2 separate regions of the Homo sapiens genome follow, and region 1 is linked to region 2. The links are chromatin loops, found by intact Hi-C in ENCODE. Cell type or tissue: tibial artery. All regions are shown on one strand.

The links. A loop is a pair of places that touch in the nucleus more often than their neighbours do. Peaks named below come from ENCODE experiments on the same cell type or tissue, not always from the same donor. Only the 100,000 strongest peaks of a DNase experiment are listed, where the experiment ranks them.
Region 1: it touches region 2 in a loop (2.2-fold over the local background); 2 of 110 quality-filtered maps call a loop at or near these places.

What each region holds. Positions count from the first base shown.
Region 1 is chr12:80,432,215-80,437,214 of GRCh38, forward strand. No RefSeq gene overlaps it. Among named protein-coding and RNA genes, the nearest start is that of PTPRQ, 9.5 kb to the right of the region's middle. In tibial artery, no CTCF peak of the experiment used is centred here; no DNase peak of the experiment used is centred here.
Region 2 is chr12:80,602,313-80,607,312 of GRCh38, forward strand. It overlaps PTPRQ (protein tyrosine phosphatase receptor type Q), which reads left to right. Exons shown (of 45, transcript NM_001145026.2): 27 at 2,747-2,868. All of the region lies in intron 1 of LOC105369867 (a long non-coding RNA gene), which reads right to left. Among named protein-coding and RNA genes, the nearest start is that of MYF6, 100 kb to the right of the region's middle. In tibial artery, no CTCF peak of the experiment used is centred here; no DNase peak of the experiment used is centred here.

The sequences.
Region 1 (5,000 bases), 170 kb before region 2:
CACCCACCCTACATGGTTTTAATGCTTGACATTCCCATTGTACGTGCATCTTCCCTCCAGTTTTGGTTAACCTTTTTCTGTCACTGAGTTCTCAGCTCGAATATAATCTCCCTATACCCTTCCCTGATTACCAAATCATACCAAAAGATGTGATTCATGCTCATGGAAAAGAGGTGAGGATATTCTACACTAACAAGGTCACAAAGTCAGGAATTAGTATTCTATTTGTCATTTGTAAATGTCATTCAGTGATAGGGGCATCCTGAATAATAAATCACTCATGAAAAATTCCATCCTTTCCAGAATGATTCAATTCATTCCTATATTCACTATAGGTATTCTGTAGTGAAAACCTTACACATTTTTAATATTAATTGTAAAAGATTTATGTTTCTTAACCTTTTCTGTTTGTTCTAATTCTTACATCTTAAGGCAAATGTCAAATGGAATGATCTTCTATGGGGTTAACTGAGGCCATAAAACCATTTTTTGTCAGTTAAATATATATACGATTACTTTTTACTCTATTTGAGCACATTTTTTCAGCGATATAAATTATGTATGTTATTAAGTGAAACTGATTTTAAGGAAACATATTAATCTTTAAGGTTCAGAATATTACTGACCACATTATATCACTAATGGTTATCTGAGTCTTTCTTGGCCAGTTAGATTATTTGTTAAATTTTAATGAATTAGGTAACAGTATCCTGGTTGCTTAGCAAAGCGCACTTGGATAATTGGGATCATTTCTCTAATCATTTAAAATTAATCATCACATGCCTCCAAAGTATGATTTAAAAGTGGAAATAAAACACAAATTACATTTCTATTAGGCATGTGTATTCTACATAATTTTTGGAGGGGATAATCCTCTATTTTTTGAATTACATATTAAAAAATTAGTCAAACACTATTATCATTAGATCACTACAGTTTCTTTTCCTTCTACCCTTCGGTAATGTCTTAATGTGACTATGCCTGAACTTAGCACTTCATTAAGATTATATTCTACTATAATTGCATGATATTTTCTCCTACCATCCTTTTTCATACCAGAAGTTCTTAGCATTCTACTCACTCCATATGTCAGACAAGTAAGGTAATTATCAGTGACACCTTATGAATCAATAAGCAATGGTATGCTTCTAGACCTCAGGATTATCTTCTTCATTAATGAAGCACTTTTCCCACAAGACAGTGATAACTATGTCTGCTTAGGAAATTTGTTTGACTTCTACCATATAATAGCTGTTTTTCAAAGCATAACAAAGTTTAAATAACTTATAAAATTGACGTATCTTTCTTTCCATTCTACAAACATGAAGTATGGAATGAAGAAGAATAAAGATTGTTATAAGTAGCTTTTAATGGATTAAAAAAAGCTCCAGGTTATTGGAAATATCAGATTACTCCACTGAAAATTTCTAAAGGCAATGCTCACTCTCAGAGCTTTAATGAATAATACATAGACTTGGCCTAGGTTATGATGAAAGATGGACCAGAATGAAATGTGAATTTATCATTTATTCACTAATTTATGCAACAAGAACTGGGAGTGCCTTTTCTATTTCAGGTGTCTATTATTGTAGTTCTCTCTCGTTGCTTTTTACTACTCCCCTGACTATACTGACTGGCTTTCACTGATATCTGATTAACAGTTCTTCAAACACTGGCTGTCTCCTGAGGCACATATGTGAGTTTTCTGGAGGACCTTGGAGGTTATTTCCATTGCCTATTTCCTTGACTTGGCAGACCCAGCTCTGGTTCAACATTTGTAACTCCTATTAGCTCCTTCATCTGGCATCATATCTCACTGGTTTTTGCTGCTAGGTCTTCTTGCACAGTGACAGTGATCTTGGGTTGGGTAATGGTAAGATGATCCAAGACTGATCACTCTCTGTTGTCATACTTGACCCATGGGAGACTCTGGCATTTTTGTTCAGGCAAAGGTGGGTGTACAAATTGCTCCACAGCAACACTTTATTTGTTCTGCTTTCTGTTTCTAGTTTCCCTTTGCTCTGCTCAGTAAGGAATAGGGGCAGAGCAGGAAGTCTGCTGCCTAAGTACCTGTCCAATTGAGAGATGTCAATCCTTCTAGCAGGCACTCTAGATGTATGGTAGTGATACACATGGGCCCCTCCTCATTTAGCTGGAGTCAGAATGTGTGCAGAAGCACCTTATTTCCCATTCTGTGGGCAGCCAAGGAAAAGCCATGATATTCTCTGCTAGGCCAGAAACTTGGGACCCCATTGATTTTCTTCTTTCCCTTCCTATAGTCTTCTGTTTACATGGAGTTGAGAGAGTAGGTCGTAGGTACTATCCATAATGATTAGCTATCTCTAAAATACATTTTTACATTTTTTTGTTTCAGGTGTGCAGAAGAGTAAGGCCTACTCTTTATGTAATGTATCTATTATATGCATATACACTTAAAAATCAGTATTTGTGTTTGTATGCGTATATATACATGTGAAATTTAAAAACACATGGAGTCTATTGGTCTTTTATTACATAAACTTCTAAGACAATCCACTATGCTTATCACTCTGTGAACTTCACTGAGTTATTCTGCCTCTACTAGCCTAAAATTATTCCTTAGTGAACATAGGAAGGATCACAACCTCTACCTTGTAGTAGTAATTACTATAAATATGATTATTACGGAATTAGTGCTTTTTAAACTTTGGAAAATATAAATTTACTTTTCTCTTTCTCTAGATATCATACTGCATGCCATCCAGACAGGAAAAGCTGATTAAAGTGATTGTTTATGGCAACAAAGCCAAAGTAAAAAAATTGACTCTGGGCATGGACTACATGTTTCAAGTGAAGAAAGTTAAAGGCAAAGGTTACAGTGTATCTGTAATGAAAAAAGTGCCTATAAGTAAGGAAAGATCATAGGTAGTATTTAGTTTTATAGTTCTGTAACACTTGAAAATATTTTGGCTAAGCATGATTATGGTTGTTTTAAGACATAAAAGCTGATAAGTAATGATGATCTTAAGAATATGATTAAGAGAACTCAAAAAACATGTGAATTTAAAAAATTATTTGTATGTCTAGATATATTGAGAGCTACACACAGAGTTTTTAAAAATAATCTGAAGCCAAAAGTATGCATATATGTGTGTATGTATATATTGTTATATATGTTAGATACATGGAATACATATGTATACACATGTATATATATTATGCCATAATAATATAAGCACAATTCATTTTCTACTGACCTGAGGGTTGATAAACAGAGTAATTCTGTTTCTCTTTCCTGAAGTTTGTAAATTTATTATAAATTGGTTTGTAATGTTTTTGGGTGAGGTGGAATAATAGTATTAGTTATCAACAGTTCTCATGAAAATTTGTGAGGTTGCCTCTCAGTGGAGACTAAATGATAATGCAAGTAGCAACATTAGTTGTATCGATGAACAGATTAAAAATGCAGCAATATAGGAATGCTAAAAGCTTTGATGTAACAAGAAGACATTTGGAAATGCCCTTACTCCTAGCCCTCGCTCCCTCTCTAACTTATTCTCTTTCATCTTCATTCGGCATCTAGCTATGTGCTTGGTGGTAGCTAACAAAATTCTGATTATGTCATATAAGGATATGTATGGCTACAAGCACTCAAGAGGCACAAAGCTAAAGGAATGCCTTTATCACGAATGATTTATGACTGATGAAGGAAAGATATTTGGGAACTAGAGAGAATATTGTTGTGTCACTTAAATTAAAACCCATATGTAATGTCTTATTTTTCTATTTGCAGAGATAAACATATAGAACATTATACATGAGTAAATTAAAGGACTGTTACATAGATATTTAAATTATAATATTCATAATTGCTTTATTTTTACTAATATATGTGTAATTTCTATTTATATATAATTTACCTTTTCATTAGAACCATCTAGGATTTGTGGCTTAATTTTGAAAGCTGTGAATATTTCTTCAAATTTAATGTGGAATACAACAGAGATCAATTTCACCCATTATAAGATTTATATATCAAATAGAACATTTGCAAAAGACTGTCTTATTTGGGAAGTGGTGACTGAGCACACAGTTACAGATGTGACTCCTGGTGTAATATATAACATCATGGTACACAGAATAAGAGGCAACCTTGGAGGATGTGGCATGTTTACCAGGGTTGTTGCAGGTGTGCAAATTCTCTTTGATATTTAAGAAATTCACATTTCTGTTATATATTGTATTGTTCAAGATAAAATTTCAATAGAATTTTTTGAAATTTGAAAACTTACAGTCTATAGACTATTTGAGAGGATGAAAATGCTCATTTTAGTGGGCTGTTCTGCAGATTTTTTTTTTTTTTTAATAAGACAGAGTTTTGCTCTTGTTGCCCAGGCTGGAGTGCAATGACGCGATCTCGGCTCACTGCAACTTCTGCCTCCCGGATTCAAGCAATTCTCCTGCCTCAGGCTCCTGAGTAGCTAGATTACAGGCACACACTACCACACCTGGCTAATTTTTGTATTTTTAGGAGAGACGGGGTTTCACCATGTTGGTCAGGCTGGTCTCAAACTCCTGACCTCAGGTGATCCACCCACCTTGGCCTCCCAAAGTGCTGGGATTACAGGCATGAACCACTGCGCGTGGCCTGTTCTGCAGATTTTCGACATAACATGTGAAATATAAATTGAATAAAACATTATTTGACACACAGTGATCAATAAATGAGGTTAATATTATATTCAGTTTCACACCGAATTAGAGATCTAGCCAGTGGAATTATGTGGTATATTTGGGATCATCTATTCTCCTAAAAATGTGTTCTTTGTCTTTGACATCCTAATATGTGTTATACACATGAAAAAGCATAGTCTTATGATATCCACAGCATAGTAAAGAATACAAGTATGGAAACACATGTAGTATAAGTCAGTGCAACAGGCGAAGCAATGGAAGTATGTCCAAACTTATTGTAGTTGCACAGAAGAGGGAAAGATTAGCCCTACAAACGCAATAGAGAA
Region 2 (5,000 bases):
TATATGCCTAAGAAATATATTCTAAATATCAATTACTTATTCACAGTTTAAAGATTGTCACCACTATTAATCTCTTAGTCTGTTTTGTGTTGCTATAAGAAAGTATCAGAGACTTGGTAATTTGTAAGAATAGACATTTGTTTTCTTATAGTTCTGGAAGCTGGGAGGTCCAAGATGAAGGTGCAGACAGATTTGCTTATCTGGTGAGGGTTGCACCCTCTGGAGGGGAGGAACGCGTGTCCTCACACAGTGGAAAGCAGAAGAGCAAGCTATCCAAATGCTTAGTGAAGCCTGTCTTATAAGGACCTTAATCCCATTCACCATGGGAGGTATTCTCATGACGTAATCACCTCTTATAGGCCCCACCTCTTCATACCATCACATTGGCCATTGTATTTCAACATCTAAATTTTGGAGGGGACATGTTCAAATGATAGTAACATCTTATAGCTCTCTAGTATTGAAATAAACCTTTTGACTCTCTTCAGAGCATGTGATTCACTTGAACCAGATATACTGCCCATATTTATACCATCCCAACTTGCAAGAAATTATCTGCAATTTAAAAACAAAGACAGAAACTTTCTCCATTCTGATCCTATTTGCCTCATTCCAAGCTCATCTTTCCATTTGCCAGATAGGCCTCTCAGACTTCTGGAGGTTCTCAAACTCAATGAATATGAATCCAAATTTGTCATCTCCTACCATAGTCTTACCCCACCAAAATCAGTGTATGTTCCTGAATGTGCTGTTGTGAACTGCCAAAATTCACTAATATTAATGCATGAGTTAGCTTTTACTACTTTCTCTATCTCAATTTGCACCCACATCAAATTATTCCGAGTTCTTTTTATTAATCTTTCTATAGTGACTCTAGGTTTCATCTCCTTCTATCTATCCCTTCTGTCACTATTCTTATTTAGGATCTCATGTTTTACTTGGCCTTTTGGAAAGAGCTTATCTACACTCAGTGTTTTTCAAATAACTTAACTTTTTCATAGTTACCTGAGTTGTCTTCCTAAATCAATGGAAAAATAATTCTTTTCTCAAAAACCTCAGCGGAATCCCACTATTTAAAGAATAAACTCCAAATTCTTTAACGTAACAATCAGGTACTCTCTAGCTTAATTCCTAAATTACTACTTGGGCTTGTACATTTTTATTCCTCCATAAATACTGGTCTCTCTGTGATAGTTCTGTTTCTTGGATTTAGGGATTCTGAATCTTTTTTTGTACCATGAATCCCTTTGGAAATCTGGTGAAGTTTATTGACTCCTTCCTAGAGTAATTTATTTTTTACTTGTAAAATAATAACATTACCAAGATAAGCAATTCTACAGCAATACAACTCTATCTGTCTGTGGGTCCTGTTGTTTATGTCTTTGTGGCTTTTCTATGATCCTCCCCTTATCACAGAAGTGCCCCTAACCCTGCTCTATCCTTCTCATCTATCAAAGACTAGTGCAATTCCCACCTTCACTGTGCATCTTTACCTTGCAACCCTGCCCCATCTGTATCATCACTTTGCTCTCTCATTGTAGATTATATGTTATTTATTTCTATTTATCCCTTATCTTTATCTTTTATGATACCTTGGTAATTGACAACAATGTGGCAAATACTGAACTAGCCACTTTTACATACTTTGTTTTCATAATTTCTTTTAAAGCACTATAAAATATTCATATGATGGGGAAACTGAGGTCCAAACATTTTGGTGTTTCACCAAGATCATACAACTTGTATTCTTGCTAGATTATGAGTTATTTGAGGAAAGGAATATTTCATCTTCCTGATTATATCTTCTCCGGATCTGTGGGATAGTACTTTTTCAATAATGTTTGCCCATATGTATTTAAAAATTGAAAATATTGGGAAATACTTATCTCTCAATATTTAATATCATTAGAATTGACTAGGGGCCCCAGGAGGACAGAGGTGTGTGCAGCAGTGTTCTTAGGTTAATGTCTGTGTGAAATTAACTGTGGCTAAATCTTTCCCTGCATACTATTATCTCTCCTAATTCCCAGTGGCTTCACAAATTGAAATTGTACACATAAGGATTTTAAACAGAAACATTTTTAAGATATTGTCTCTTGTTTTGCGTTACTGAAAAAATAACAAAGTAGGACAAATTAAGAAAGTAGAACAAATTAAAGAATTTAATTGGAGTCATAAGGAATTCAAGAAATATTTGAAGATTGCATTTCTAATAATAGATCAGAACAATTGAATAACCATTTCATATTCTCCACCCTCAGTGAAAACAATAAAATCAACTCAATTTACATTTGTAAAACAATATATGTATACTTTCATTATACCAGTTTTAATTTTCAGCTGTGCTTCTCTATCTCTCTGTAGTCAAATACTACGTTTCTGCAAGGGTTTTCTTAAAACAGCATTGCTAGGTTAACTGTTTTAAAATAAAAATATTTGCTTAAAAAGGTTTACTTTAGCAATAGTAATGCTTTCCTTTCAAAATATTATTTCAAGTTTTAAAATAATGAACTTATGATTTTAATTAATTAAGTTTTCATGTGGAAGTTGTTCATCTAGAGTAACTAATTTTAAAGAATTGGATCTTTTTATTTGGTAATGCCTTTAGCACTCTGTGAAATATAAATTAATGTAAAATTAAAATTAATTTATTATGACTATCCATTTTTCATGGTCTTTTCTATTATTGTGCTGTAGCAAGTACTAATTCTAATGTAGCTAGATAATTAATTTTCTATTGTCATAGCTCCAGATGGTCCTCCTGAAAATGTTCATGTAGTAGCAACATCACCTTTTAGCATCAGCATAAGCTGGAGTGAACCTGCTGTCATTACTGGACCAACATGTTATCTGATTGATGTCAAATCGGTAAGGCATGTCTTACCTTCTGTAAAAGCCAGTATAAAATGGTTAATAATACAAGATTTGGAACCAGACTATTTGAATTTGAATTTTGGCTCTGTTAGACAGTAGGAAAATTACTTTACTTGTTTGTGTTTCAATGTCTACATCTGTAAAGATTAATAATAGTAAACAGGGTATGAGGACTGAATCAGTTAACATGCATAAAGAACTTGGAACATTCCCTGAGATATGGTAAATGCTCAATAAATATAAGATATTAGTAACATTATTATAATATGTTTTATCAGTGTATAGAATGTGTATATATATGTATGTATATATACACACATACAAGTGGTTAAATTGGTAGTAATACAAATATCTGGTTTACAGTACGGTAGAAAGTAATTCATAATACAAAATGAGAAGAGAGAAGGCATTAGGAGAAATATCTTCCAGATAAAATAACATCAGAGCTAAGTCTTGAAAAATAAGTGAAGCAGAACATAAAAGGTAAATGGGAATAGGGGTGTAAAAAAGTAAGCCTCATTCAAGAAAAATCAAGTCTTTTGGCAATCCCAGGCTATAGCATTAAAAAAAATAAGTTCTAAGAGATGAGGCTAGATCCAGAGGCTGACTATACAACAAGTTACAGAGTTAGGGTTTTATGTTAAGGGCAGTGGGGTGCCAGTTGGTGATACAGATTTCTACTGTATAACATAGGCATGGTTGCAGTGTAGAGGATAGATTGAGAGCAGTATGGGGGGTGTAAAATCAGGCAAGGAGACAGGAAACTATAAAAGGGCAAGGAAAAAGAACAGAGGAAATGTAGCAAGAGAACGAATGAAAAATAATCTAAACCTATAGAATTTGGTGAAAAATCAACTAACTCATGATGGTGAGTGAGTAGGATAATTAAGGATGATTGTAAGTTATATGACAGAAGATTATGAGGAGGAACAGATCTGTAGAGGAAAGGAATGAGTTCAGTATTAGACACACTGAGTTTGAAATATGTGGCAGTCCTCCAGGTCAATACACCCATTGGCAGTATTAAATATGGATCTGGAGCTCAGGAGAGAAATTCTGGATTTCCAGATTTGGGTAATGTTAGTATTTAGAAGATAGTCAAAATTATAAGAGTGAATGAGATTCACTATGGAATGTGCAAAGTAAGATGACAACCTAAGGACAGCACCCTGGGGACTATCAACACTTAAATAAGAGGCCATTGAAGAGACTGAATGGGAGTAGATAGCCATTTGGATGGAAATCCAGGTATGAAAGTCAAACCCTTCATATAAGATAGGATGCTCAATGATGTCAATAATGCAGAACTGTTAGCCAGAATAAAGACTGGAAGTATTTCCTTTGCACCCTGCTTGGGTTTTGCTGGGCCTGATGAACACAGTTTTCTAATAGCATCTTATGCATTAAATTGTATAGCATAGTGATTTCTCCTCCTTTCTCTCTGTCTCTTGACCAACTTTATAATTTTATTATGTCTTTGTAGTATTCCTTAAATGGAGATATAATGCTTCTATCTCAAAAGACCTGTCATCATTAAAATAAAATTGAAAGAATTGTTGATGTATTTGTTCTCCAATTCAGTCTCTATTTTCTGTTCCTTTTGTAGAGCATATTTGTGAAGATTTTAGTATGTAATTAGCCAAAAATAATTAGCACGAATGATGAATGCCCTGGGAATATGCATTAAAAACAAATTATAAAATGATAAAGCTTTACTCTGTCAAATGAAAGGCACTTTATTAATGAAAATAGTTCTCCCTTGGAAATTCTGCTTAAAGGAACAAAAAAAATAAAACATATTAAGAAGTGATTTTGTAATCTCATTCTTGTAGCCTTCTTGCTGAGTTTCAAAGTGAGCAAGGGAAAGAGGGTAGAATGGGAAGATAACAAATATTTTAATTGCTTATTTTCTACAAGTTACATGTTCATCTCTTCCTATTCATTATCTTATTATATGTTATCCAGCAATATTTTCATATAAACATTATTACCTTCATTTTGCATAAAAGAAATCTAAGGAACAGAGACGGTGAATAACTTCTCACAGAGCTAAGACTTGGCTAAAACTAACAGATCAACAATGGTTTGACAGGAGAAAGGGAAGGTCATTAAATAACAAATAAAAT